Regions from separate parts of the Homo sapiens genome. Here region 2 is linked to region 1. A link is an interaction called in ENCODE POLR2A ChIA-PET data of the cell type or tissue named here. Cell type or tissue: GM12878. All regions are shown on one strand. Each heading gives the region's core, and the rest is flanking DNA. Links, peaks and the distances in the headings are about the cores only.

The links. ChIA-PET counts read pairs that join two places held together with the same protein. Peaks named below come from ENCODE experiments on the same cell type or tissue, not always from the same donor. Only the 100,000 strongest peaks of a DNase experiment are listed, where the experiment ranks them.
Region 2: POLR2A ChIA-PET joins it to region 1 with 5 read pairs; 2 of 35 experiments call an interaction of 5 or more read pairs at or near these places.

The regions. Positions count from the first base shown.
Region 1 is chr18:26,159,660-26,175,190 of GRCh38, forward strand. All of the region lies in intron 4 of PSMA8 (proteasome 20S subunit alpha 8), which reads left to right. It also overlaps the pseudogene DHFRP1. Among named protein-coding and RNA genes, the nearest start is that of PSMA8, 34 kb to the left of the region's middle. In GM12878, for the core only: no CTCF peak of the experiment used is centred there; a DNase peak (open chromatin) is centred at 8,092.
Region 2 is chr18:26,056,374-26,071,904 of GRCh38, forward strand. It overlaps SS18 (SS18 subunit of BAF chromatin remodeling complex), which reads right to left. Exons shown (of 11, transcript NM_001007559.3): 4 at 1,216-1,369. Among named protein-coding and RNA genes, the nearest start is that of SS18, 26 kb to the right of the region's middle. In GM12878, for the core only: no CTCF peak of the experiment used is centred there; no DNase peak of the experiment used is centred there.

The DNA.
Region 1 (15,531 bases), core at 5,822-10,821:
CGTACAGAGAAGTATTTTATTTTATCTCAGTCAGGAAAATTATGGAATTTTTTAGTTGTTGAGAATTTTGTTGATCATCTTGGTCTGAAACTCTGCTCTGCTCTGGTGTCTTCAGTTCTCATGGTGGGACAGGAGGATATAAGCACGGCGCACTCGCTTGCATACACGTGGATACCCCACTGATTACATTTTATGTAGTGCACTTTCTGGTGGGATTTTGGTTGAGGGAAATATTACGCAGCTTTTAAAAAAAATCATCTTTAACAAAAAACATTTGAAAACCTTTTTTATTTTATGTATTTGGCAGCTGAGATTTAGGGGTTAAGTGATTTTTGTTGCTGTTGTTAAGTTTACCTTCCCAACCTGGTGTGGTAGCTCACTTCTGTAGTCCCAGCACTTTGGGCAGCCAAGGCAAAAGGATTACTTGAATGCAGGAGTTCGAGACCACCCTGGGCAATGTAATAAGACCCCACTTCTACAAAAACAATTTAAATCTTAGCCAGGCATTGGTGGTACACACTTGTAGTCCCAGCTACTTTGGAAGCTAATGTGGAAGGATCACTTCAGCCCAAGAGTTTGAAGCTGCAGTAAGCTAGGATCATACCACTGCACTCCAACCTGAGTGACAGAGTGAGACCCTGTCTCAAAACAAAAAAGTTCACATTCCTAGTTAATAGCAATACTGAATTAGAACTCAAGATGTTCTATTTATTTCATTCTATGTTGTTTGCATTACATCATGCTACTTCCTTTAGGCCAGATTATTTTCTCTGCATGTTATATAAATTCTAAAATCCATTCTTGGAAGGTAGAATAAAATCTTCTGACTTGATTTCTACTTCTGGGAACTATAACATTTTAGCTATGAGATCAAGTTTTTCTTTTTTTGTTTTGTTTGGATCTGTGTTTTATTTTTTATGTCTGTTTGTTTTTTACTCTGACATACTATACCAAGTAACCTGATAAATGTTGCAATGGACTATTGAGAACACAGCTATGGTACTGAGCATATTTTGCAATGCTATTTTGTAGGCTTATGAGGTATAGGTAGAGGAAAAGATAGAATGGGTAGGAGAAATAGGAAGTTATGAACATAAACTGTCGCCACATGGCCTGTTGCAGAAATGAGAATAGAAATAGCTAATACCAGCAGTTTGGTTTTTTGAGGTTCTCTACCTGGCATGTAACACAGATTTTATTTATGAGGACTGGGCCTTTAATGATCCTGCCATAATGGGTAATAGTGCCTTCCATTAAGTTATTTCATTTTACAGGGGAATGCTAAGAGAAGCCTCCAGAAAATACTTTGAATTTTAGATACCTCCTCCCTGGTCCTATTGTATAATGGTAACTTTATTCCCATTGATGATGAAAACAAATCATACTGTCATTACAGTAACCCCTTATTTGCCTGTTGGTTCAATAACATGAGGAGTCCAAAATGGCCAAGTGGCAATCTCAGCTTGTAGTTCCGTGAAATTATTATGTCCCCTGATAGAAACATCCTCCCCACTTATCTCCCCTTCTTTTTCTTGGGAACTAGAACCTTTAAACTAGCAGAACCAAGTGGGGACAAGAGACAAAGATTTACAAGTGGGCCATTAAGGATATTCATGAGACACATCTATTCCTTAGTTCCTAGATTTGTAGGCATGTGAAAAATGAATTACTAGTTTATGGCTCAGGGTACATACAGGATCTTATAGAACAGAACCCTATCCCTGTAAGATGTCACACAGCTACTGCTATTACTGAGTCTTCATAGCCTGTTCTAGAATTACTATCAGGCTGGCTAATTCAAGGTGATGAGAGAACATAGTAAAACCAATGAATCTCATGAACATAAGCCAATTCCCCTACTTCCTCACAATCAGTTCCTTGCTCAGAGGCTATGTTTTCTAGAATACTATGATGGTGAAGAAAGCTATTCAGGTCAGCTAAAGTGGTGCATGGCAGTAGTCCTAGCTACTTGAGAAGCTGAGGCAGGAGAATGGCTTGAGCCCAGGAGTTCCAGGCTGTAGTGCACTATGATCATGCCTGCAAATAGCCACTGCACTGCAGCCTGGACAACATAGACTGTTTCTAAAAAAAATGCAAGGAAGTATTCAGTTAAGTCCATAGGTGGGAGAGCTGACAGAAGCAGTTGGCACAAGTAGGGGAAACTTATATCCTGGGTGAGTTTCTCTTCCATTGAGGGCAAGCTGCTGCCCTTTCCATGGCAGAAAAGTCCAACAAACTCAGTCAGCCATGTTGTCAGGTTGCCATGAAGCTCTGCCAGTATCCAGATTAAAAAAACAGGGGTACAGTAAGGAAACACTCATTTTTAGATTTTTTTCTTTATACATTTTTGTACTGAAGAAGATATTTAGAAAATTTTTGACAGATGAAAAAATTCTATATATTTATGGTTGTAAATGTGATGCTTCAATGTGTGTGTACATTGTGGCATGATTTAAATCAAGCTAATTAATATACCCATCATCTCACATACTTATTTTTGTGATGAGAACATTTAAAATCTACTCTCTTTAAGCAATTTTCAATATACAGTACGTTATTAATAACTGTAGTCACCATGCTGTACAGTAGATCTCCAGAATTTATTTCTCCTGACTGAAACTTTGTACCCTTGAACTAACAACTTTCCATCCCCTTTCCCTCCTCTGCCCTCCCCTGTTAACCACCATTCTATTCTCTGCTTCTATGAGTTCATTTTTTTTTTTTAGGTTCCACATATAAGTGAGATCATAAAGTATTTGTCTTTCTGTACTTGGCTTAAAAGAAAATTTTTTAGTGGAGTAACAGGTTCTGGCATTTGGCCAATTACATTAAATTAACTAAAAACTCTCCTTCTATAAACATCTGCAGGGCTAGAATGATTATTAACATTTTTAATGCATAGCTAAATACAAAAATAAAATCCTGGCTGGGCGCGGTGTCTCATGCCTGTAATCCCAGCACTTTGGGAGGCCGAGGTGGGCAGATCACAAGGTCAGGAGATTGAGACCATCCTGGCTAACACGGTGAAACCCCATCTCTACTAAAAATACAAAAAAATTAGCCAGGCGCAGTGGCAGGCACCTGTAGTCCCAGCTACTCAGGAGGCTGAGGCAGGAGAATGGTGTGAACCCAGGAGGCGGAGCTTGCAGTGAGCTGAGATCACACCACTGCACTCCAGCTTGGACAACAGAGCAAGACTCCATCTCAAAAATGAAATAAAATAAAATAAAATCCTAAAGGTCCAGAAATAAGGAATTGAATACCAGAATAATAAGCATGTGAGTTGATAACTGTACTTAGGGATGTTATAGTGCAGGATTCCCAAAGATTATTCACCATCAAAAGTATAAAATATATAAACAGCCCATCATTTAACAAGTATTCAGTCTATAAATACTGAATTTTTATTACATATTAAATACTGTTCTAGGTTATGGGAATATAGAGGTGAACTCAACAGATGAAAATTCCTGCCCCTATGAAAAAGGGAGGACAGACAATATAAAAATCTAAATACAACAATATAAAAGGTGGTGTGTGTTTATGTGTGTGTGTATATATATATATATATATATATATATATATATATATATATATATATATGCTGTGAGTAAAATGAGACAACAGGGTTAGGAGGATAGAGAATGACTGATATACACAAGGTGGTCAGGGAAGGTCCCTTTGAAAAGGAGACATTTGAACAGAGACCTGAAGAAAGTGAAGGAGCAAGCCAGCCAGTTATTTGCTTTGGTGTTCCAAACACAGAAACAAAAGGGCAAAATCCCAAGGCAGTAGCATGTTCCATATTTATAAAAAATAGCAACTAGGCTATTATAGCTAGATTTCTATGCTAGAGCATACAGGCTAAGCATCTATAATCCAAAAATTAGAAATCTGAAATGCTTCAAAATCTCAAACTTTTTGAGCACCAACGTGACTACGCTACAGCAAGTCAACAAGAAATACAGTGGTAAGAAATGAAGTATTCAGAGGTAGGGGGCTAGATCTTGTGGGGCTAGATCTTGTAGGGCTAGAAAGCCTTGGATAGGACTTAAATTATTATATTAAATAAAGTGATGTAGAAAGCCATTTGAAGTTTTTACATATTGGGATAACACAATCTGATTTATACTTTTAATGTGTCTCTCTAGCTGCTATATTGAGAATAGATGGTAGAGAACTTAGGGTAGAAGCAGGGAGATAAGTTACAGGCTATGTTCAATAATCCAGGCAAGACCTGATTTAGATTAGAGGCATTGGGCCAGGGAAAGGTTGGGAAGGACCCAGCATAGTCTACAAAGGAGGAGAACTCGGAGACAAGTGTTCTGGATCCCAAGTGAAAACAGTGTTTGAAGAAAGAGTTATCAATTTACTCAGTTCCATCAAGTAAAAAGAGGGCTGTGAAATGAATGGATTTAGCAATGTGCAGGTCATTGGTGACCTTTACAAGAACAGTTTGGATGGAGTGATGGTGATGAAAGCATGACTGGAGTGGATTTAGAAGAAAAAGGCTCATACCTGTAATCCCAGCACTTTGGGAGGCCAAGGTGGGAGGATCACTTGAGGCCAGGAGCTCAAGACCAGCCTGGGCAACATAGTGAGGCCTTGTCTCTACAAAATTAAAAATAGATAAATAATAAAAGAAAAGGGGAGAGGGACGATCAAGAATCATTAAGGGGTGCCAAAACCATCAAGTGAAAGATGGCTGGGAAAAGGATATTCACGTGGTGCCACATATTACTTGTTAATCACAAAGTTGTGGCGGACACCACCATCACCATCAAACTTAGCATCTCCTATAAGAGGATAAACTGGCATTATATGCGTCCTGCTGTGATGCAATGGAAAAGAAATAACATGACCTTAGTAGTATTATTGTCATTGGATTTAACCTAAATCTGATTGAGGGAACAATCAGCTAAATCTCAGTTGTAAAGCATTCTACAGGATATTTCAAAAATGTTAATGTTAATGAAAAACAAAATAAAGGCATGGAAACTTTTCTAGTTTAAAGGACACTAAAGAATTTATGCAATCCAAGATTTTTGACTGTATACTGGATGTGGGAAAAACAGATGCAAAGGACATTTTGAGGACAACCAGAGACACTTAAATATGGATTGTATATTAGATAATGTTGTGTCTGTTTTAAATTTTCGGGATGTGATTATTATAATGTAATTATATAAGAGAACAACTTTGTGGGTTTTTGTTGAGGGGGGAGGGTTGTTGGAGTTTTTGGTTTTTTTGTTTTGTTTTGTTTTGTTTTGTTTTTTGAGACGGAATCTCTCTCTGTCACCCAGGCTGGAGTGCAATGGTACCATCTCGGCTTACTGCAGCCTCCACCTCCCAGGTTCAAGCGATTCTTCTGCCTCAGCCTCCCAAGTAGCTGGGATTACAGGTGCCTGCCACCATGCCAAGTTAATTTTTAGGAGAGACGGGGTTTCACGCTGTTGGCAGGCTGCTCTGGAACTCCTGACCTCAAGCAATCCACCCACCTCAGCTTCCGAAAGTGCTGGGATTACAAGGGTGAGCCACCACACCTGGCCGAGAACAACTTTGTTTTAAAGAGGTAGATGCTGAAATAGTTAAGGATGAAATATAATGACATCTGCAACTTCAGCATTAAAATGTGTGTGTATGCGTGCGCACGCATGCACCCACGCCTGCATCTAAATTGAGAGAAGTAAAACAAATACCTCAAAATGTTAATAGTTCATGAATCCAAGCAAAGAGTGCGGTGTTAGTTGTTCGTTGTACTTTACACTTTTCGTAAGTTTAAATTTTTCCAAAATAAAAAATTGAAGAAAAGGAAATAGGAAGTAAAGATATTGCTTTTAAGAAATTTGGCTATAAACAGGAGCAGACAAACGAACAGTAGCTAGAGGAGAATATAGGTTCAAGGGAATTTTCCCCCCCCAAGATTGGCAACGCTATAGGATTCCATCATTCAACAACAGTATTAAGCTCTTACTATGTACTAGGTACTCTTCTGGACACTGGGGATAGCAGTGATAAAAAAAAAAATCTCTACCTTTTAGAGATTAGAGAAAGATAAGCAAAACATATGGTCTTTAGATGGAATTAGAATCTACCCAGATGATTCATTTGACCTGCCAGATTTGCTACTCATTGTTTAAATTTGAAAAACTACGGCCAGGCGTGGTGGCTCACACCTGTAATCCCAGCACTTTGGGAGGCCGAGGCAGGTGGATCACCTGAGGTCAGGAGTTTGAGACCAGCCTGGCCAACATGGTGAAACCCCATCTCTACTAAAAAAAAAATACAAAAAATTAGCTGTTCCTGGTGGTGTATGCATGTAATCCCAGCTACTTGGGAGGCTGAGGCAGGAGAATTGCTTGAACCCAGGAGGCAGAGGTTGCAGTGAGCCAAGGTCCTGCCATTGCATTCCAGCCTGGGCAACAGAGTGAGACTCTGTCTCAAAAAGAAAAAGAAAAAAAGAAAAGAAAAGAAAAACTGCAACATTATGAACTTTCAAGTAGGTCTGTGTGGAATCCTTATTGTGCATGGGTTGCTTGGCTTTATACGCTTAAAGGATTTGGCCAAATATGATATACAGTAAAAAGTGGCAGATTTCAAAATGTGATCTGCAAATCCCTGACCCATTAGGTAAAAACTATTTTCCTAATAATACTGAGACAATATTTCCCATTTTCACTGCATGGACACATACACTGATGGCATAGAAGTGATCATGGATAAAATTGCTGGTATCTTGGTACACAACTGTGTTAGCTCTCATTTTTTTCTTTACCACCATACATTTGCAATTAAAAACTCAATAAATTTGACTTTAACATGAGTTCTTTTTGATGAAACCATAAAGATTGTTAGTTTTATTAAATCTTGACTCAGGTATACATCTTTTTAACATTCTGTGTGATGAAATGGAAGTACTCATAAACATGTTTGCTGCAGGTATGGTGAATGTCTTGAGGAAAAGCAGTTTTGTGATTGTTTGAATTGCAAGCTAAAACAGCCCATCTTTTACGGAACTTCATTTTTACTTGACAAAACAATAAATAACCATGGTTATTAGGACTTGGAGATTTGGCAGGACATATTCTCAAGGATGAGCAAACTGAGCCTGTTACTTTAAGGAAACAACTGACAGTTGTTTCCAATGATTTGTTGCCAGTGATAAAATTCAAGTTTTCAAGCAAAAATTATAATTTTGGAAAACATGTATTTGCCACAATGAGCCTGACAGTTTCTTTGCGAAAAATTAATAAGCATGATTATTTAATGTTTTAGAAATCACATGGGTCAACATTTAGAAGATCTGCATAATTCAGTAAACCAGTTTTCCAAATGAGCAAGCATGACATTACAAAATCTTGCAAAATAAAATACCTATTCAAAGCAAACATTGTGTAGGTTTTACCAATCCCTATTGACTATTAGAAATTAAAACTGAGAAATTTTAAAATATTAATGTATAAAAAGCCAAGAGACTAATATAACAGTAAAAAAGTTTATGTGGTTGCAGATTTTAATTTGCAATTAACTACCACCTGTTGAGTGGAATAGCCACACTTTTCTGAGAAGGGCATTAAAATATTCCTCCCTTTTCTAACTACATGTTTGTGTAAGGTTATACTTCAGCCATAATAACATATTGCAATATGTTGAATGCAAAACAGATAAAAGAATTCAGCTTTCTCTTGTGAAGCCAGAGAGTAAATATATTTGCAAGACAAATATATTGTAGACAGGAAGTATATTTGTACCACTCTTCTCAAAAAAATAGTTTTTCTTTTAGAAAATATAATTATTTCATAAAAACATGTTTATATTAACATGTGTTATAGATGGAATTGGGTCCCCCAAAATGCATACATTGAACCCCTAACCCCCAAAAATAGGGCCTGTAGGGAGATAATTAAAGTTAAATGAGGTCGTAAGGATAGGACCCTAATTCCATAGGATCGATGTCCTTATAAAAAGAGACAGAGACACCAGAGAGCTCTCTCTTTTGCATGAACATGTATGTGTGCACACAAGAAGAAAGGCCTTGTGAGGACACAATGAGAAAGCAGCCATCTGCAAGCCAGGAAGAGAGCCCTCACCACAAACCAAAATTGCTAGCACCTTGAGCTTGGACTTTAGCCTCTAGAACTTTGAGAAAATAAATTTCTGTGGTTTATGCCACCTGGTCTGTGGTATTTTTTTTTTTTTTTTTTATTAACAAGTGTAACTCTTTATTAAGATGGAATTGTTCTTATTAAAGAAATAGATGAAAATGGTTAAGTACAATTAAATGGCTCCAAAAGTCTTACAATGAAAACAACAGTCCTGCCAGTTGTTCTTTCCAGAGGCAAATACTTTTCATTCTCTTAGTTTTTCCTTCCGTTAGTTACCTTCATGGGTTTTTCCAAATTATTGTTTTTTTTTAGTTTTTCAAGTGAATGCATATATTAATACATAAAATTTTAAAAAGGCTTTTCAGTTTATAATGCATCCTAACAGTCCCCTGCCCCATCCCTCCTAATTCTCCAGAGCAATGACTTTTAACTCTTTTAGCAATGTCTTCTGTTTTTTTCCTCACATAACTTAGTCATTTCATTATTATGTATTATATAGTGATTTCTGGATATGACAGATGAGGATTTAGCTCTTACACCATCACAATCTTCACTTTTCCTCCCATATTGTCCCAGAGTAGTTACCATATTTAGGGGCTAAGCAGTCACATCATTATGACTGTGTACATACTGCTCCTTGTTGAGAAAAACAGTGTATTATGCTCTTCCTATCCTGTACTTCTTTCTGCCCTAGAATGATTGCCTAACCAACCCTTTCCCCTTGTTTTTTTTTTTTTTTTTTTTTTACTTTTGCTTTATCTTCAATGAACTTCTTTCCAAATGCCCCAAATCTGGCAATAAGTTATTATTTTTAAGAGAAGGGATCTCACTAAGGTGGCCAGGCTGGTCTGGAACTCTTGGGCTCAAGTCGTCCTGCTGCTGAGCCTCCCGAGTAGCTGGGACTACAGGCATGGGCCATTCCACCCAGCTAACCGATTAATATTTTTACTGTTCCTTTTTAAAGCTAGCTCCATAGCTGGAATATTGCCTGTGTTGGATCCTATTTGCTGGATTCATGTCATTCTCTGGTTTGTGTACTCCTTCATTTTGCTGGAGTATTTTCTCCAACAGCTTCCCTAAAAAGGGCACATGGAGGTAACCCCTGAGTCTTTGCTTGTCTAAAAATGTATTATTTTACCTTCACCCTTGATTATTTGGGTGAATATAGATTTATCAGTTGAAAATAACTTTCTAGAATTATGAAGGCATGGTTCCATTGTTTTCAGATTCCTTTTCGAGACAAGGTCTCTTCTGTCACCCCGGCTGGAGTGCAGTGGCACAATCACGACTCACTGCAGCCTTGAACTCGTGGGCTCAATTAATTCTTCCATCTCAGCTTCCTGAGTAGATGGGAATACAGGTGTGCGCCACAATGCCCAGCTAATTTCTGTGTTTTTTGTAGAGATGGGGCTTCGCCATGTTGCCCAAGCTGGTCTCAAGTGATCTGCCTGCCTTAGCCTCCCAAAGCGCTGGGATTACAGGCGTGAGCCACTGTGCCTGGCTAGTTTTTCTTTTATTTTCTCTCTACTTCATTCATTTCTCAAAGGCATCTGAAACTCCGTGGGCCCAAAACCAAAGTCAAACTCCATCAGAATATCCTGCTACTTATAACTTTAAAATATATCTTAAATCACAATTTCTTACTACATGCAACCCTTTGGTTCAAGCAACCATCATCCCTCACTTGAACTTATAATTGGTTTTCCTGCTTCTGTATTTTTTTAAATTGTAAAATACTTCAAATAAACCATGTGTGGCCTTATACTTTTTACTACATAAAAAGAATGAAGATGTGCCGGGTGTGGTGGCTCAAGCCGGTAATCCCAGCACTTTGGGAGGCTGAGGTGGGTGAATCGCTTGCGGTCACGAGTTCGAGACTAGCCTGACCAACATGGCGAAACCCCATCTCTACCAAAAATACAAAATACAAAAATTAGCCGGGCGTGGTGGCGCGCACCCGGTCCCAGCTACTTGGGAGCCTGAGGCAGGAGAATCGCTTGAATCTGGGAAGGCGGAGGTTGCAGTAAGCCGAGGTCACACCATTGCATGCTAGCCTGGGCAACAAGAGCGAAACGCTGTCTAAAAAAAAAAGAACTTACATACTTAAACATCGAATTGCTTTAAGTGTTTGGCATTCACTGTTCCCGTGCATGCCAGCAGCTTCTTACTGCAAACACCTGAGACTTGCTATAGAGCAGCTGGACTATGTTCCGCCCACACACAGGACAGGGAGCTGACAACCAAGGAGGGGGGCGGGATCAATACTCCAGCTTTCCCCCCTCCATTTCCCTGTATCTCAGCAGTATGGAGCTTGTTATCAATGAGAACCTGCTCGCTGACTTTAAATTGCTTTTCTTACCTTCTCAGTTCAGTTTCTCCGTACCTCAATTGATGATTTCTGGTATGACCTAGCAAATACACTGCTTTCACTGAAATTTCAGTCTTGCAATCTGCTTTGGGTTCCCCAATCTAAGACAGAAACATACTCATTTTCCCATCACTGGACTTCCAGGTTGTTTTCAATTTTCCACTGTTACAAACAAGGTGGCAACATTTATCTACAAACCTCTGGATATACACGTAGGAATCTTTTGGTATTTCCACTAGTGAAACTGCTCAGTTGAAGGGTATGTGGATCTTCATCTTTAATAAATATTACCAACATGTGAAAAGCCCGACAATGTCAAGGACTGGCAAGAGTGCCACATGTGATGGGTGTGGAATGGCAGCTCACTATAGCAGGTGCTGGGGACTCAGTTGGGGTCTTGGAGAAGCACTTAGTTATAGCAAGAATGTCTCATAAATGGTATCTGATAGAGACAAGAGTAGTGGGGAATAAAAACTAGTTGCTTAGAAATAATTATAGATCTAAAGTCAACAAAAAACCTTTTCTAATGTAAAAATACATACTTTTTTCAGAGGGAGGGGGAACAACTTAAACTAGAAAACACCTTCATATTAATCATTCTTCTCATATACTTCAAATTTGTACTTAATGCCTTTCTCCTCCTGGACATCAGAGAGAACACCTGGGTATTCTGGCAGAAGTTTATATTTCTCCAAATCAATTTCTGGAAAAAACGTGTCACTTTCAAAGTCTTGCATGATCCTTGTCACAAATAGTTTAAGATGGCCTGGGTGATTCATGGCTTCCTTATAAACAGAACTGCCACCAACTATCCAGACCATGTCTACTTTATTTGCTAATTCTGGTTGTTCAGTAAGTTTTAAGGCATCATCTAGACTTCTGGAAAGAAAATGAGCTCCTTGTGGAGGTTCCTTGAGTTCTCTGCTGAGAACTAAATTAATTCTACCCTTTAAAGGTCGATTCTTCTCAGGAATGGAGAACCAGGTCTTCTTACCCATAATCACCAGATTCTGTTTACCTTCTACTGAAGAGGTTGTGGTCATTCTCTGGAAATATCTGAATTCATTCCTGAGCGGTGGCCAGGGCAGGTCCCCGTTCTTGCCGATGCCCATGTTCTGGGACACAGCGACGATGCAGTTTAGCGAACCAACCATGACAGCAGCGGGAGGACCTCCGAGCCCGCTCGTTACAGCAGAACGCGCGGTCAAGTTTGGCGCGAAATTGTCGGTATTTTGTTATGACATACCAAGCAGACTAATATAACGTGTAATGGGCTTATTTTTAAATGAATTAAATTTTTAAAAAATTTTCTGAGTTTCGGCCGGGTGCAGTGGCTCACGCCTGTAATCCCAGCACTTTGGGAGGCCGAAGCGGGTGGATCACTTGAAGTCAGGAGTTTGAGACCAGCCTGGCCAACATGGCGAAACCCCGTCTCTACTAAAAATACCAAAATTAGCCGGGCTTGGTGGCAAATGCCTATAATCCCAGCTACTTGGGAGGCTGAGGCGTGAGAATTGCTTGAACCTGGAAAGTGGTGGTTGTAGTGAGCTGAGATCGTGCCACTGCACTCCAGCCTGGGCAACAGAGTGAGACTCCGTCTCAAAAAAAAAAAAAGTCTTAGTTTCAGTTTCTCATTATTGGGTCTGGAATTTGATTTTACACTACTTACATACTAATAAAATTAGCCTGTTGCTGTTTCATGGATACTGGCAGAAGACACAAGACCCTCTGGGTCAGAAACAAAGACTTTATTACTCATGGCACATCAAACAGCATGAGTATCAGCATATTTGCATAGATTCCCTTTATCCTCAAGACCCACAGAGTTGATGTAATATGGCCTGGTTGAATGCTGTGAACAAAGTTGGTTTGCTTCACAGCTAAGGAACACCAAGCATGGAGAGTCTCCTTGTTTTATAGCAAGCAATAAGGTAGCCTGCCCTTTATCTGAGGAATGACATCTTTATCTCAAGATTACCAGCTGCATAGACAACCCTGAAAAACAGAGCCTTGTCTGACAGCCCAAGGCACATGATATCTCTCAACAATAATACAGTAAATACCAAAAAGTATAACACAAACAAAAGCACTTTGGAGTTCCCAATAATTTTTAAGAGTATAAATTGCTGATCTGTAGCAGGGAACAGAAAACTTCTTATAGGGCCAGATGGTAAATATTTTAGCCATGTAGGCATTGCAGTCTCTGTTGCAACTACTAAACTTTACCATAGTAGCATAAACTAGAAATAGACTGGAAATAGATTTACATAAATAAATGGGCATAGTGATGTACCAATAATTCTTTGTTTACAAAAACAGGGAACTGACTTGCAGGCTATAATTTTCTGACCCCTAGACTATATATAGCATTGGTTTATAGGTATGTAGCAATGTGATACAAACCTTATAGAGGAGGTTTCCTGAGCACAGGGTTAAGCTGCATATGGAAGTAATTGGTCTTAGAGACCAGTTGAGAAGCCATATGCCACTTGGGGTATCCAATCCATTATTATTTAATAATAAATCAATTTAAAAAGTACAGTTACATTCTCTTAAAAAAAAAAGAAAAGCCTCTGTTGGTCACACATTGCTTCCAACTACCACCTCATTTTGCAGCAAACAGCATGCATTTCGTGATGGTGCCAGTTCCTTATGCCTGCCAAGTGCCATTGGTGGCACAGAGGAAGCAGGTGGATATGATGGGTCTTCTTAATAATAGCTAAGAAACCCTGAACTTGGGGAATCTACCACTTTTGTAATAGGCAGTGAACAAGCTTCTTCTTTTTCTGCAGAAAGACGTGACCTTATTCCTCAGGGTTGTTGGCCACTAATACAGTCCTGAGGAATAGCCCCATCAAGAGTGGTCAAGGCCATGCGTTCTTGGCACACCCAGAAAGAATGTGCACTCTAATTGTGAACAGTGTGATTCTGTTAAAATTTAAGTCAGATCAGGTCACCTCTCTGTTCAAAATCCCCTCTTGCCTCCCAAGTAAGTCAGAGTAAAAACCAAAGCCCTTACAGTGGTCTAACCTTATCTGGCCCCCACCTCAACTCTCCAACCCGAAGCTTATTAACTCCTCCGTTGCTTTCCTACTCAGCCACACTGGCCTCTTTACTGTTCTTCAGAGGCCAGATGTGTACTTTCCTCAGGGCTTTTAACTTTTGTTCTTCCTTATTGTTTCCTCTGCCCAGAGCTTGCATGATATCTGCATGGCTACCATCCTCACCCTCTGAGTGAAGCCCCTCCTAACTGGCCTTTCTAGCACTGTAGCCCATTCTCAATGCTCTTTATTTCCTATCCTGGCTTTACTTCTCTCATAACAACTAATGTACTGTTTATTTTACATATTTCCTTGTTTACCTTGTTTATTATCTATCTCTCCCCCACTAAGCTTTAAGGTCTATGAGTGCAGGGATTTTTGTCTACTTTTTTTTTTTTTTGAGATGGAGTTTTGCTCTTGTTGCCCGGGCTGGAGTGCAATGGCACGATCTGGGCTCACTGCAACCTCCACCCCCCAGGTTCAAGCGATTCTCCTGCCTCAGCCTCCCAAGTAGCTGGGATTACAGGCATGTGCCACCACGCCTGGCTAATTTTGTATTTTTAGTAGAGATGGGGTTTCTTCATGTTGGTCAGGCTGGTCTCAAACTCCTGACCTCAGGTGATCCACCTGCCTCGGCCTCCCAAAGTGCTGGGATTACAAGTGTGAGCCATCACGCCCGGCCTTTTGTCTACTTTTTATACTGTTGACACACTAGTGCTTAGAATTGAACCTTATATACAAGGTGGTCATACGTTATTTAACAAATAAATGAATACTAGATAATAACATAATGCTGTCTACTTGATTCTCAGCTAGAAATATTCTCTCCCTTTGAACTTTTGAAGCATTAGTAATTCTTACAGCTTTTTAAAATTGTTTCATTTCTTCTGTTGACAATTTAGTAAGGGAAGTTTGTGTTTTAAGCATTCAAGTTTCATTTTACAGCAAACACTAATCCTATATTTTAGAGTGAAAACGTAATATTTATAGCATTCGGATCATGAAATGATGCTTCTAAATGCCTACTTTGACTATAATCGTATTTTACTGATTTTTCAAAATAATATTTTATAGACATTTAGTGGCAGGAATTGAATATGTTCTTGCTTATTAGTTCTAAGATATTGGTATTTAAGTGTGTATCTAAGAAGTTGTACACATTTTTTAAAATATTCTTCCTTTCACTTACAATATAGCTTGTAGATTTGTAGGAATGCCAGTCTGGCCATTAGCACTCAAATTTTATATTCAAAACTTTGTTTCAGTTTACTGTGTATTTCTTGAAAAGCTTGCATTTTTAAAGTTTTTAAATAAAATTAGCTCATAAAGAACATTGATGAAAACTGGCATCTAATATGCTGTGCATTGAAGTGGTTACTTAATTTAAAAGCTATTCTATACTATTTTAAGGAGACCCACCTGCATAGACTTAAGCCCCACCCTGATTAATGATGTTAATGATTAAGGGGCATGTTTTGCTCTTGTCAGTATGGGCCATAATGTTTCAAAATGGTAAGAATGTTAACTACGTCGTATACTTCTGAGCAATGTTTCTCAAAATGCATTTCTTTTCATGTTAACAGGTATTAGGTAAACAAGCTCTCTAGCTAAGTAATTTTGTTAGCTATTTAAAGAAATTTAGTAAGTTTTGTTACCAAAGTACATCTGGATCTGCTAAAAAGCATTTAAATCTTCTAGAAGCAGGTAAAATAGTAGTCCCCAAGATTACTTGAACGTAGAGCCCTTTGATCATAAATCCTTTCTCTACTCTGATGTTTTGTGGGATTCACTTTGGAAAATGCTGCCATAAAAACTAAGAACCTCAGGGCTGAAAAGACTTTAAAAGCTGTTTAATATAATCCTCCAATTTATTGTTTCTGACAACACTTGACCAGTTTTGCCTTCTGTTGTTTATACTTCAAAATAATGGAAATTGTGATTTATTTATTGTGAGTAGAGTTTTTTGCTCATTTCCACATCTCTTTTTCTTAGTGTGGGAGAGCTCATTGAAGATTTA
Region 2 (15,531 bases), core at 6,147-11,146, 100 kb before region 1:
GGACTTGGCAAGAAGCTTTCTCTTGACTACAATATGACTACAAACTGAAAAGCAGTGATGTCTTTATTCCTACCTCCATACTGGATGTGTGCCATATATGTTGCAAGCCTTAGCAGGAAATAGGAGACAGCCACTGAAACACCACTGCCCTCCTATATGATCAGTCACACCTCAATCTTCTATAAGCCAGGCTACCTTACCTCTTTTGCTCTGTGCTCTCTTGTTTCCTTACTGCACCCATCATCCTTGGACACCAATGCTATCAATCAACACAATCGGCTACAGAAAACAGTATCCTAAAGATGCCAATTACTAATTTTAATAATTGTTCTGTTATTTTATTTCCATTACTGCTAGTTGTATAATGTCTTCTTTATCAATGAAAATAACTTTTGTCTTAGAAGGTAAAAATATTCTGATACCTAATGTAGATAATATTCTACCAAAAATTACGGCCATGGGTTGATGCTACTGTTACAAAAACAAAATAGTGTAAAGATACTTGTATGATTAAAATTTCAAACCAGCCAAAGGTAACTAAATCAGCATCCAATGTCTTAAAACATATCAACCTAGTGACCCTACACTTAAAATTGACAAATAGAAAAGAGAATGGCTCAGTGTATAAATAATGTAAGGAAGTTTACATTATTTTTCAGCCTTTAATTTTTGCTTTAAAATCAATTCCAATATTTATGTTATGCTATAAACCTATGTATTAAAAAAATTTAGATTCAGCTTCAATATCAATAAGGAAATACTAAATACACCAGCACTTCAGAGACTGTTTTCTTTCCCCATGTGTTTTTCCCAGTGATACTGTTTCTGAGATCAATCAATATTTAAGTAAATAAAAACTCAGGGAAATGTTATAATATCTTTTTTAAACAGACTTTAATTCTTAAGCCATGGTGCAACGCCTTTTTTTCCAAAAAGCTTCTAAAGCCAACTGTATTGCAGTTTCAGACAGACTAAATTTAGCCAGTTCTGTTCATCAGAGGAATGGTGTGTGTCAGCTACATCAAAGCCCAAGGGCAGCCTGATAAACACTGAATACAGGTCACGTAGCTCTGTAGCTAACAAACTCTAAGAGAGCTTGTACTCGGGGGCATTCAAAGCAGTTTTGTCATCAACAATCTAGTATCCCTTGAGCCCCCATGTCGTTTCAGTTGCTAAGCAACTCTGGTGTTAATGTCTTAGAGGAGAAAAACTTACCAGGCATCTGGCCGTTCATCTGGTTCTGCATGTGCGGTGCAGGAGGACCCCCACCTACCATTCCATCTGAAGGCATGTTGTGAGAGCGTGGAGGTGGGGGAGGGCCGCTCTGATTCATCCCTCCAGGACCCATAGGCATATTCTGTGTGGGTGGCTGAAAGAAGACAGTTTAGTAAAACAAGAGAAACAGACTAATATACGAAAGATGCATAGGGTAAAAGAGTTGCTTATGTTACTAAATTGCAGTAAGAACAAAAACACAAATGCATTTCGAATTCTTCTAATGCATTTTCATCATGAACATAGTTAATAACCCCCAAAACTTTAAAGCATATTTACTTTATAAAATCTCAGTAGTGAAAATTAAAATGTTAACATTCTATACAAAAAATTCTCATTTATTTATATATTAAGCATTTCTAATGTGTCTATTATTATCTAAATTATGTGAAAAAAATTAAATGTCCTTTCATTATTGATGTATTGGATACACTTATTAATGATGGATTTTACCTAAAAATGTACAGTAACAAAAAATGATGAAAGGACTCTAAGTCCCAAAATGTGCCATATTTTACACTATTTCGGGGTGGAGGATAGTGGCAGCAGAGGAATGTTTTAAAACATGAAGACAACAGTTCAACATTTTTGTGCCGACTACTGCTATAGATTGGAAACATTACTGATGGCCTCCAAGGGTACAGAGACAGCTGCCTCAAAAGGATGCCCTTGGCAAATTTCCTAATGCAATTTTGAAGAAAACCACTGACTAACCTTCAGAGTTCACAAAAGGGCAAAAGGAAAAACAGATATGAGGTGGTCTGCCACACCTGGGTCCCTTCTTAGGGATATTTTGGTGGAGAAAGCAAACGGTTAGTTTCGCTCCAATCCCCCATTTTTAATCTTGTAGGAGGAGAGGGAGGCATTATTCTTTACTTCGATGTTCTAAATGTAATGTCCATTCCTGTATTATCAGTTGTTCTCTTCCTCCTACATTTAAAAATGGCCAGTTACTGTATGCCTTTCCATTTTGTGAACACAATTCTCTTTGGCACACTTAATAGATACACATTGTTATTTGGCCATCACATTTAAATACTCAAACCTCCAAACAGTTAATAATCACTAACATTTACAGAAATAAACAAGTCTACTCTAATAGCACACATTTTAAAATCAGAATTTTAATTTCTTCACAACTAAATCCAGATGAATGCTCTTATTTTCTCTTAAATTCTCATATTATTTCTCCAACTTGTATTCTTTAAACACTTAAAAACCTTGTTCAGTTTTCACCAAAACAAACAAAAAAACAAACAAAAAACACTAATTTGAGTCATATTATCTAACTTTTAATCATCCTTATTTATCATCCTTCAAACCTGGCTACCTTAACCCTCTTCTGTCTGAAAACAGAAATCCTCCTTCCTCTATTCTTGTCCAAATTTTCTGTTAAAAATTCATGTTCTCACTCTTAATAGTGAGGTCATTTTCTTGTAATTCAACTAATAAAACATCATTACTGTTACCACCATGCTAGAATAACTTGTATCAAACTAACCCTCAGCTAAATAAAACTCATAAAATCTAGACAAAAAGTAAAAACTGTTTGAAGCCACTAAAGAGTGACTTACACAAAGAGGAACAGAAGGGGCTACAACTCCTGAAAGAACGGAAGCATATAAGACCAGCTCCACAATTATCTTGGCTTTTTCCTTGAGTTTGCTGAGTAACAGGGAAATACAGCTCAAGTAGAAAGTGCAGTCCAATTGGACTAAGGAAAAAAAAGAGTCAGAATTTTTGACTATCAAAGAGCTGGAAACTAAAGAATAAATTTCCAGAGAGAAAGGACCACAAGAGGGGAAACATTCAAGAAAACTAGTCGAAATAGCAGGTAGGAGGCTAAAGAGCTCAGCAGAGATTCCAGCTGCTGCTCACTGATATGGAGACAAAGACTGGAGTGTAGGCCCCACCAAGTTAGAGGAGCCTTCATAAATAACTCCAACTCTCTGTTGAGACTACAGAAGGGCCAGCTACTCCTTAAGAGTAAGGTCGAAATTGAAATAGATCAGCCCTAAAAAGTCTTATAACCAACCTTTAATAGATTCAAGGTAACCTCCTAGTACTTCACATACCAAAGGAAAACTTAATTCTCTTTGGAGCAAAGTAACACAAACTAGAGCTTCTATAATTGTTCAACCACAAGGTCTAACACTCTTAAAAATTGCAAGGCTTTCTAAAAAACAAAAATAAATGACCAACACCCACTTTGATAGCTGCAATAACATAAAAATTAAAAGTCCAGAAAAATAACAAGTGTTGTGAACAATGTATAGAAATTGCAACTCTCATATATGCTGGTGGAAATGTAAAAGGGTACAGCCACTGTGGAAAACAGTTTGACAGTTCCTCAAGAACTTAAACAGTTACCATATGATCTAGCAACTCCATTCCTGGTACATACTAAAAAGAATTGAAAACACACATTCACGCAAAATTTCTACACAAATGTTCACAGTGGCATTATTCATAATAGTTAAAAACTGGAAAAAACTCAAATGTCCACCTACTGATGAATGGATAAACAAAACGTGGCATATGAATACAACGGAATATTATTCAGCCACAAAGAAGAAATACTTATACATGCTACAACATGGATGAACCTTGAAAACATTATGCCAAGTGAAAGAAGATGGACACAAAAGGCCACATAAATTGTATGATTCTATTCATAAGAAATGTCCAGACTAGGCAAATTCAGAGAGACAGAAAGTAGATTTGCTGTTGCCAGGGGATGGGGAGAGGGGGAGAATTGAGATTGACTGCCAACAGTTTTCACTTTATTAGGGTAGTGAAAACATTCTGAAATTAGATAGTTATGATGCTTACATAATTGTGAATATACTAAAAACCACTGAATTCTGTACTTTAAAATGGTTAAAATGGTAAATCTTATATAAACTGTATCTCAATTAAAAAAAGAATGGACAACCAAGAGAAATAACAGAAAATTTAAAAAGACACCTAAGTCATTCAGATTTTGGAGTTCCAGGCCAGATGTGGTGGCTCATGCCTGTAATCCTAGCACTTTGGGAGGCCAAGGCAGGCAGATCACTCGAAGCCAGAAGCTCAAGACCTGCCTGGCCAACATGGTGAAACTCTGTCTCTACTAAAAATACCAAAAAAAAAAAAAAAAAAAAAAAAAAAAAAAAAAATCAGCCAGGCGCAGTGGCACGTGCCTGTAGTCCCTGATACTTGGGAGGCTGAGAAACGAGAATCGCTTGCACCTGGGAGGTGGAGGCTGCAGTGAGCTGAGATCGCATCACTGCACTCCAGCCTGGGAGACAGAGCAAAACTTTGTCTCAAAAAAAAAAAAAACAGATTATGGAGTTACTAAAGACTTAAAATAACTGTGATTGGTATGTTCAAGAAATAAATAAGGCTGGACACGGTGGCCCACGCCTGTAATCCCAGCACTTTGGGAGGCTGAGGCAGGTGGATCACGAGGTCAGGAGATCGAGACCATCCTGGCTAACACGGTGAAACCCTGTCTCTACTAAAAATACAAAAAATTAGCCAGACATGGTGGCGTGCACCTGTAGGCCCAGCTATTAGAGAGGCTGAGACAGGAGAATTGCTAGAACTCAGGAGGCGAAGGCTGCAGTGAGCCGAGATCGTGCCACTGCACTCCAGCCTGGGCCACAGAGCGAGACTCCGTCTCAAAAAATAAATAAATAAATAAACAAACACAGGACAGACGGAGAATTTCAGCAAAGCCCTGTAATTCTGTAAGAAAGTCAAATGACAATTCCAGAAAAGGAAAATATAATCACTGAAATTAAGAAATCATTAGTTTAGAAACAGCAAAACAGAGATTTAATGAAGTAATGAATTGAACCCAGATATATCAAAGTATTAAAAACTAAAGTCAGAAAAAATCTTAAAAGCAGTCAGTGAAAATAAGACATATCACCTGGAAGGGAACAGCAATAAAACTAACAACTAATTTTTCATCAGAAATAATAGAAAATGAAGATGACAAAATGACATCTGTAAAGTGCTAAGACAAAAAAAAAAGAAAATCAACCAACCAGCCCAGAATTCCACACTAAGAAAAAAATACCTTCTAACATGAAGATGAAATAAAAATAAGTTTAGATGAACAAAAGTTAAGAAAACACTTGTTATAAGAGAACAAAATATATCAAGCTAAAAGAAAATGGCCCCACATGGAAGCATAGAACTAGAGGAGTTAGTTAAGAGGAATGGAAAAGTATATGTGGATAAATACATATTAACATTTAAAATAACAGTAATAATGACTCTACTGGTTTAAACAAATGTAGAAAAAGAAAGTATAGGACAAGACACACAAAAGACTAGGTTAGGCCGGGTGAGGTGGGTCATGCCTGTAATCCTAGCACTTTGGAAGGCCGAGGTGGGGGAATCCCTTGAGGCCAGGAGATCGAGGCTAGCCTGGCCAACATGATGAAACCCAATCTGTACTAAAAATACAAAAATTAGCAGGCATGGTGGCGGGCACCTGTAATCCCAGCTAACTCGAGAGGCTGAGACAGGAGAGTTGCTTGAGCACAGGAAACGGAGGTTGCAGTGAGCTAAGATCACACCACTACACTCCACCCTGGGCAACAGAGCAAGACTGTCTAAAAAAAGAAAAAGACAGCGAGATAAATGAAATTAAACCGTTATAAGGTTCTTGTATTTTTCAACAAGTGTTAAAAGTATAAATTTAGACAACCTGATAAACTAATATTTTAATATTTTAATGAAGAATATTTTAATCTCTAGGGCAACTACTTAAAAATACATGCACACATATTAAAGATGTACACTGTAAAATTATATGTAAAATCAAATAGAAAAAATTATGCTTGATTAAAGAAAGGAACAAATAGAAAAAAAATACCTGCCTTGTAAGACACAAATCCTACTATATCATGTTCTACATTAAATGTAAATGGACCCATCATTCCAATTAAATAACAAATACATTAGATTGGATTTCAAAACACACAACTATATTCTGTGTACAACACAACTACTTTAAAGTCAAGGGAACAGATATATTAAAAGAAAAAAATGGAAAAAGATATCATGCAAATACTAATTAAAAGTATGATGATGTTGCTACGTTAATACTGAATAGCTGGCTTAAATTATTAGGGATAAACAGAGATGCTTTATTACGATAAAAGTTCAACAGGAATGTTTAACAATCATAAATGTGTATACATCTCACAACACTGCTTCAAAAATTTATAAAGTAAAAGTTGACAGAACTAAAAGGAAAAACAGAATAATCCAAAATAACAGTTGGAGATTTTAAGATACTTCTCTCAGTAATGTATAGAAGAAAAAAAACCCTATGAATATAAAAAAATTTTGACATTACTAGTAACCAATTTGTTTGACCTAATTTGTATTTACAGAATCCAATAACTGTTCAATACACATTGTTCTCAAGTACTCAAGGAATGTTGACTGAACTGAATCACATACTGGGCCATAAAGCAAGTCAATAAATATCAAAAGATTGAAATCATATAAAATATATTTTCTGAGCACAGTGGAATTAAATTAGAAATCAGTAGGCCGGGCACAGTGGAATTAAATTAGAAATCAGTAGGCCGGGTGCGGTGGTTCATGCCTGTAATCCCAGCACTTTGGGAGGCCAAGGCGGGTGGATCACGAGGTCAGGAGATCGAGACCATCCTGGCTAACAAGGTGAAACCCTGCCTCTACTAAAAATACAAAAAATTAGCCAGGCGTGGTGGCGGGCGCCTGTAGTCCCAGCTACTCAGGAGGCTGAGGCAGGACAATGGTGTGAACCCGGGAGGTGGAGCTGGCAGTGAGCCGACCATGCCACTGCACTTCAGCCTGGGCGACAGAGCGAGACTCCATCTCCAAAAAGAAAAAAATAATAATAATAAGAAATCAGTAACAAAATTATTCATAAAAGAAGAAATCACAATGGAAATTTTAAAATATTTTTAATTGGTAATGAAAATGTAATATCAAAATTTGTGAGATGCAGTTTAAGCTATGCTTACAGGACCATTTATAGCTTTAAAATGCATATTTACAAGAAGGAAAGTTGAAAAATAACACTATCATCCTTTATTTTCAGTAGCTAAAGATGGCAAATCAAACCCAAAGTAGTACAAAGGAGGAAATAATGTAAACAAGAACAAAACTCAATGAAATAAAAAGCATTAAGAGAAAATTAAGCCAAAAGCTGGCTGTTTGAGAATATTAATAATTAATAACCCTTAGCAGAAATAATCAAGAAAAGACAGAAATTCCAATTTTAGAAAAATTAAAAGGGGGGGCATCAGTACATATGCTATGGACAGTAAAAGGAAAATAAGGGGATATTAATATGGGCAGTAAAAGGAAAATGAGATATTAAGAACAACTTTATGATAATGTATTTAATAATTTAGGTAAAATGGACAACTTCTTTGAAAAACATAGCTTATAGAAACTGACACAGGAAATAGAAAACTGAAACAATCCTCTATTTATTAGAGAAACTGAATCCATCATTTAAAATTTTCCCTGAAGTAATCTCCTGACTCAGATACCTTCAATAGAGAATTCTTCTAAACCATTAAGAATAAATAATACCTCACACCAATTTTTTGTTCCAGAAAACAAAAAGAAGGGCATCAGTTCCCAATTCTTTATGAAACTACCAAAACCTGACAAGGACATAAGGAAAATGACAGGTCAAAACATCTCTCATGAACACAGACACAAAAATGTTAAACAAAATTTTAGCAAATCAAATCCAGACTTATTAAAAAGATAATACATTATAACCAATGAAATTTATTACAGGAATGTAAGTTGATTTAACTTTTGAAAATTAATCAGTGTAATTCACCAAATCATCAAAGTAAAATCCATATAATCATCTCAACAGATAAAGAAAAGAATTTAATGAAATTCAATACCTACTCACAATAAAATCTTTCAGAAACTAAGAATAAAAGGAGCACTCTTAAAACAAAAATTTTACAGCCAATGTCATCTTACTAATGAAATACTGGATTCTTTCCCCTTGAATTCAGGAATAAGACAAGAATATACATCACCATTTCTATTCAACAAAATAAATAAACCAACACAAATCAATGGTATAAAGACTAAAAGAAAATAGAAAACAAAGTAAAAAGAAATAATGATTTAAAAAGAAGACTTACAATTGTCATTATTTGCTGATGACATAATTAAGTGCATAGAAAACCCAAGAGAACCTATAATAAACCATTAGAATAAGTGAATATAATAACTAAGGTCAATATATAAAGATCAACTATATTTCTATATATTTCCAAAAAACAATTAGAAAGTGAAATTTAAAAACTGATGGCATAATAGCATCCAAAAAAACTCAAAACACTAGGAATAAATCTAACAAATGTGCAATACCTCTACACTGAAATACTGTTGAGAGAAAGAGTTCACAAAATGGAAGGATATGCCATCTTTGTTGACTGGAAGATTTATTAATAATATTGTAGAGGATAATCAAATTCCCTGATGTTGACCTCAAGATTCCATGCAATCCCAATAAAAATTCCACAGACTTTTTGCAGACTCACAAGCCAATTCTAAACTTTGCATGAAAATGCAAAGGACCCAGAATGGCCAGGAAAATCTTGGGGAAGAACACTAGAATATACAAAGATTTATCACAAGCTACAATAAATAAGACATAATTAATACAACGACAGACAAACAGACCAACAGAACAGAGAATTAAGAAACAACCCACATATACTGTCACAACGAAACAACTTACATCTAATCGTTAAAGAATGATCTTTCCAATAAATGGTGCTGGATCAACTAACTATCACATGGCGAAAAGAAGAAACTTGAGTCCTATCTCAGATTATATACAAATTTAATTTGCAATGGATCATGAATAAACTAACTTATACAAGAAAATATACATGTATCTTCATATTATCATGACTATGACACAGGAAAATATTTCTTTAACAGGATACAGAATTATCCCTTCAAAATATTGGCAAGTTGGACTTCATTTAAATTAGAAACTGTTCATCAGACACCACAGAGAATAAAAAGACAATTTTCAAACTGGGAGAAGATATCTGCAATATATATAGCCAACAAAAGACTTGTTCCAGAATATATAAAGAATGCCTACAAATCCATATATATATATATATATATATATGATCATTTTAAAATTTTAAGCCCTTTTTTTCAGTCTACATACACAGAACTTAATTTAAAAATGGGCAGAAAAGGGATATTTGGAAAACCTCTTGGGGATAAACATTGTTATCTTGATTATAGTGGTGATTACGTGGATTTGTCAAAACTAATCTATCTATATACTTAAAATGAATGAATTCTATTGCATGTGAATTACACCTCATGTCACTTTTTCCCTGAGCACCAGAATTATAAGGTCCCCACTGTCTGCTCCAACATTTTCAGATATTCTTCCTTCATAACACTTACTACGGCTGTAATTTCAAATGTGTTTGTGTAATGATTTAAGGTATGTCTTCCCCATTACAGGTTTAAGTTCTTTAAGGACTGCGCCCATGATTATATTTGCTTATTACTGGAGCCCCCAATCATCTAGTAGCAAATAGAGGTACTCGATAAATATTTGTTGAATGAAAAATGATTGTGCAGTATGAACACTTTGAGAATTAAATCAGGAGGCAGTATCATTCTGCCAACTTTCATGTTTTTTAATTATCAAAATTGCCTACTCCACCTTCACATCTCCATTTGAAGTCTATCAGACATGAAATCTCTGATATTTCCCTTCACCCTCAAGCCGCCTTATCCGTAGTTTCAGTGACGGTAATTCCATCTTTCCAGTTGCCCTTCTGAAAACCATGGAGTCATCCCTAATGTCAAAGGGACAGTCTTTCAGTTCCCTAGCATTTTTGCAAGTTACTTTCGCTGATTTTAATATAGTTCTGGAAATTTGTGCACACACACACACACACACACACACACACATTTCTGTTCTTCACAGTAAGATATATCCAATCTCTTTACCTATCTGGACTCAATTAGTCTTCTGAATTTTATATATACTGTCCAGCAAACAGTAAACATGATTTTTTTTCCTAAGATATTTGAAAAAGAAGGTAGGCAATGATGTTGGTAAAATGCTCCGTATAGTATCAATTCAGAAAAATGTGCCCCCATAGACAAATTATCTATGAAATACAGGAATACTGCCTTTGTGGAACTTTCCATAATCCTTAACGGCAGAAGTAATCACATCTTCTGCTGTTTCAAATGTACTCTGAATACAAAGTATTTCTAAAACAGCAGGTTATACTGTAAAATAACTATTGAGTTGTCTTTCAATTATAGAATTTTTTGGTATATAAAAAGTTTTGTTATACATTCTTAAAGGAATCAATTATTTTTCTTTATAGTTTTCTCTTTTGCTTTTTATTCTCAACACAGCCTTCCTCACCTCAATATCAGAAAGATACTGATGTCTTAATTTGTACTAAAACTCACAAAAATAAACACTTCAGAGACATTTCACCCACAGTCTTGCTTCCTGTTTTTAAATATCAAAATGTTTTAACTAGACACCTTTAATTGTGCAGCACCATGCTAGGTACCAGTGAAAGAAAAACACTTGGACACCAAGCTATGGCAGGTGAAAGAAAGGGAAGAACTCTGAGATGACCACCAAGCTTCTGACTAAGAGAACTAAGTGTTTTTAATACTACTTGCTTGAGACAGAAAATATGAAAATACTGGCTGTGAACTTTTTCCCCCTTTTTACAGCAGGGAACAACAGAGGGGGAACTGAGGAGAAATGAGTTTTGTCCATATTGTTTTGAGAGGCCTGTGGAATGTCCAAATGGGTATGTCTATTGGAAGCTGGATTCATGGCTCATACTCATAAAAAAGATCTGTATTTGGCAACCATCAATGTTTAGATGGAACACCTGAAGTCAAGAATATAGGAATCCATGAGTATGGATAAAATCTCCCAGGAAGAGTGCATATAACGAGAAAATGTTCAAGAATGGAGTAGCAGCATTTAATGGGCGTGGTAAAGACGACGAGCTGCGCAGCCAGAGAGAGAAAAAGATAACTATCATGGAAGCTAAAGAATAAGTTTCAAAGGAGAAAATAGTATTATCATGCTTACCAAAAAGACCAGTGGTCCCCAACCTTTTTGGCACCAGGGACTGATTTTGTAGAAGGCAATTTTTCCACTGATGGTGGCCGGATGGTGGGAGGGGCAGGCGAGGGATGATTTCGGGATAAAACTGTTCCACCTCAGATCATCAGGCATTAGATTATCATAAGGAGCATGCAACTTAGATCCCTTGCATGCACAGTTCACAATAGGGTTCACCTTCCTGAGAATCTAATGCTGCCACTGATCTGAAAGAAGGCAGAGCTCAGGCGGTAATGCTCTCTCACCTGCTGCTAACCTCCTGCTTTGCAGCCCGGTTCCTAACAGGCCACAGACCCGTATCAGTCCATGGCCTAGGGTTTGGGGACCCCTGAAATAAGACAACATTATCCTGTTTATCAAACACTGAAAACATTATTAAAATACGAAATTTTAAGAAAAGTTATTTCTATAACTTTAAATGAGAATATAGATGCTTTCTTTTTTTTACTGTAATTAAAAAACAAGGTACAGAACAGGGTACACGGCAAGTTCTACTTGTGTAGAAAACAGCAAGGTATATATTTATATTGGCTTTTATTGCATAAAAAGCAGGTAGAAGACAGAAGTGACAGTAGGTTTTTGTATGGCTTTTTGTAGTCCTTGGTGTTCTAACCATAACAAAGTTACCTATGCTAAAAATTTAGTAAATGTTACAAATGTAATACAACCTGCTAATCTTCAAAATGTTCCACAGCTCTAAGCATGTGTTCCTTCACCTTACTTGAATCACACCTGTAAAAAGGAAACTCTGTAAGACCAAATGTTAGTCAGAGAAGTACCTTAACAGATGCTTTGCCAGGACAGTTGCTGAACCTGAAGACTAATATTATCATCTTTACTAAAGCGTGTGGAAGAAACAGCTAATCACATGCTACCCAAGGGCTCTGCTCAGAATGTCAAATATGATGTTACCAAAAAAAATGCAACTTAATTTCAAACAATATATAAAATGTAAGACTACATAGCCTCAATCAATTTTTATTTAACAGGTCAGACTTTTATTTTTTGTACAGATATCTTTGTAAAGATACTTACAAAAATTTTAAGTATATATTTAAATAAATTTAAAATTCACGAAGTATATTTGGCTAAACTGGGGATATTTCAAACGCAGTACTCACAATGAATTAAGTAAAAACAAGATAAGGAATTCCAATCAGCTTTCAGCCTTTTAAAATGAAGACATGCTTTTATGTACTCAACTTAGTGGATGGCATCACCATCAGTTGAGTCTCCAAACACTCTCTTCTACACTTTATATCTACTCAGTAACTGAATCCTGTTAGTTCTACTTCAAATACTCCAGAATCTAATGCCCCTTTCCATTGATATCCTCCAATGTGTACCTATATCTTTATTATCGTCATCATCGCCAATATTCACTGAGTACCTTTACATGTTGGACACCATGAACTGTTTTACAGCATTCTAATAAAATATATAATAAGTATTATCTTTCTCATATTATAAAAATCATTCATGTTAAACAGTATCAAATGAAGCTGACACCACAGGAACAGGAATTTTTTTCAGAATATTTTTCTGAAATTCTCAAAATGTCATTGGATAATCCATTTGAAAGGCAGATAAATTTAAGGTTCTTTATACTTAACTGTACATTAGAATTACCTAAGAAGCTTTTGAAATACTGTGACAGGTCTGCCACAAAGACCTACCAAAGTAAAAAAAAAAAAAAAAAAAGAAAAAGAAAGAAATACTGTGACAGGGCCCTCAGCCCAGATCGATTTAAGTTACTGGAAGTTTTTTAAAGTTTTCCACATAATTCTAATGTGTAGCCAAGGCTAAGAAACACTAGACTATATGATTATCTAGGTTCTTTCTAGCTTAAAAATGTTTGATTATACAGAAATATTTTCAGACTGTGAGCCTTAAAATGAACTACCACAATAGAAAGAACTATTTTCTCCCCAAGTTTTTCTCAAAGAAACATTAATGAATAAAAACTTTTCTTGAATGAAATTGTTCTCTCATAATTCTTTTCTAAACAAATGGTGCCTACCACTTTGTATATGCTAATACTAGCAGATGATAAAAAATAAATTAACAGTAACTAATATGAAATTAAAACATAGAAATGCCATTTCTTCAAAGTATGTTTGAGAAGGAAAAATCTGCATACACAAAAAAATAGTCACACTTTCTACTGGTAAAATTGTTCCTAGGTGCGGGGAGGGGATGAGGATTGAAAAATGACCTATTGGGTACAGTGTTCCTTACTGGGGGTAATGGGTACACTAAAAGCTCAGCCTTCACCACCACACAAGAAATCCACGTAACAAAACTGCACTTGTACCCACAAACCTATAAAAATAAATTAAAAATGGTTCCTAATTATGAAAATAAGTATGTCAATAGTTTGTTGTTTCAGAAAGTAAACACCAACTGAGAACCAACATTTAAATGATGCCTGCAAGGTTTACCAAGATAGGGCCCTATCTATCTACACTAAATGGAGCCAGAGTAGTGCACATTTTGAATTGTCAGCTTTTTATAAATTTTATGTCTATTTCTATGCCATCTTGGCTGTCAGGTAACACTGCATGTATATATGTCTGCTTATAGAACAACTTCTCCCATTTTTGCTATTTGCTGTCTCCTGGCTTAAAATTAAGAAAACAAGTCTGTTAAAATATGTGTAAGGTGAAGAGTAGTTCCCTTATAAAGTTATAATGCTTTGGCATTAAGAAAAAAGACACAAGGCTGAAACTAAGAAGTAAAATGCCTAAGTGTTAGTGCACTGGCATTAGAAGTTATTTTTCTCCTTTTATTCTCAGTGTTTAGATTCTTGACTTTTAGATTCTAGCTAGTGCTCGATCTTGGCCAGTTCCAAACACACGAAATAGAACTATAAATAAATAATTCTTCTCTTGAGATGACATGGGAAAAAACTGAAAGTTAAACTTATATATAATTATGAACACATTTCTAATTCCCACCCCATTCAACTGAAATGAAGTGAAAAACCCCATTCTAGAAAACTTAAGTAAAATCATCCTAAAACATAATAGTTTTTTCAGACTCAAGTATCTCAAACTATAGTTAGTAACATCCTCTCAGCAAAGAGCAGAAAATATTTTTAAAATGCCAGAGCAGATCTAAAAAAGAACTTATAGAAATTCTAGAAATAGAAAAATATATATTAGGAACTCAAGGGATAGGTATAACAGATTAGGCCCAGTGAAAAATGAACTGGAAAACTGGTCAGAAAAAAATATACTTAGAATGATAAATGGTTGGAAAAGTCTGAAGGGATTAAGAAACATAAAGATACAGTTACAAGGTCTAGTCTAAGTTTAACTGGAGTCTTATGGAAGAATTATTTGCTTGAAGAGATAATGACTGAAAACTCCCAAAACTGATGAAAGACATGAACCTACAGATGTCAGAAATCCCAACAGGCACCAAGCAAGATAATTAGAAAGAAATCTTCCAATATCTAACTACAGTGTGAGAAAAAATAAATTTAAGAAAACAGAAATCCACACCTAAACATACTAAAACCACTAAAAATCCTAGACAAAGCAAAACTCTTAAATGCAGTCAAATAAGCAGATTATGTTCAAAATATCAACAATTACATTGATATCTGAATTTTCAATAGATACAAGACAGAAAACAACGCAAGGATAAATGTAATGTGCTAAGTAAACAACAACTAACCTAGTATCTGTCCTTGGAAAATATCTTCTAAGAATCATGGTGAGCCAGGTGTGGTGGCTCATGCCTACAATCCCAGAACTTTGGGAGGCCAAGGCAGGAGAATCACTCGAGGCCAGGAGTTTAAGACTAGCCCGGGCGATATAAGACCCCATTTCTCCAAAAAATACAAAAATCAGCCAGGCATGATGGTGTATGCCTGTGGTCCTAGCTTCTCAGGAGGCTATGGCAGGAAGATTTCTTGAGCCCAAAAGTTCGAAGCTGCAGTGAGCTATGATCATGCCCCTATGCTCTGGCCTGGGTGACGGAGTGAAACACTGTCTCCAGAGGAAAAAAAAAAGAATGATGGTGAAATAAAGGCATTTTCAGACCCAGACCAAAACAAAACAAAAATACTGAAG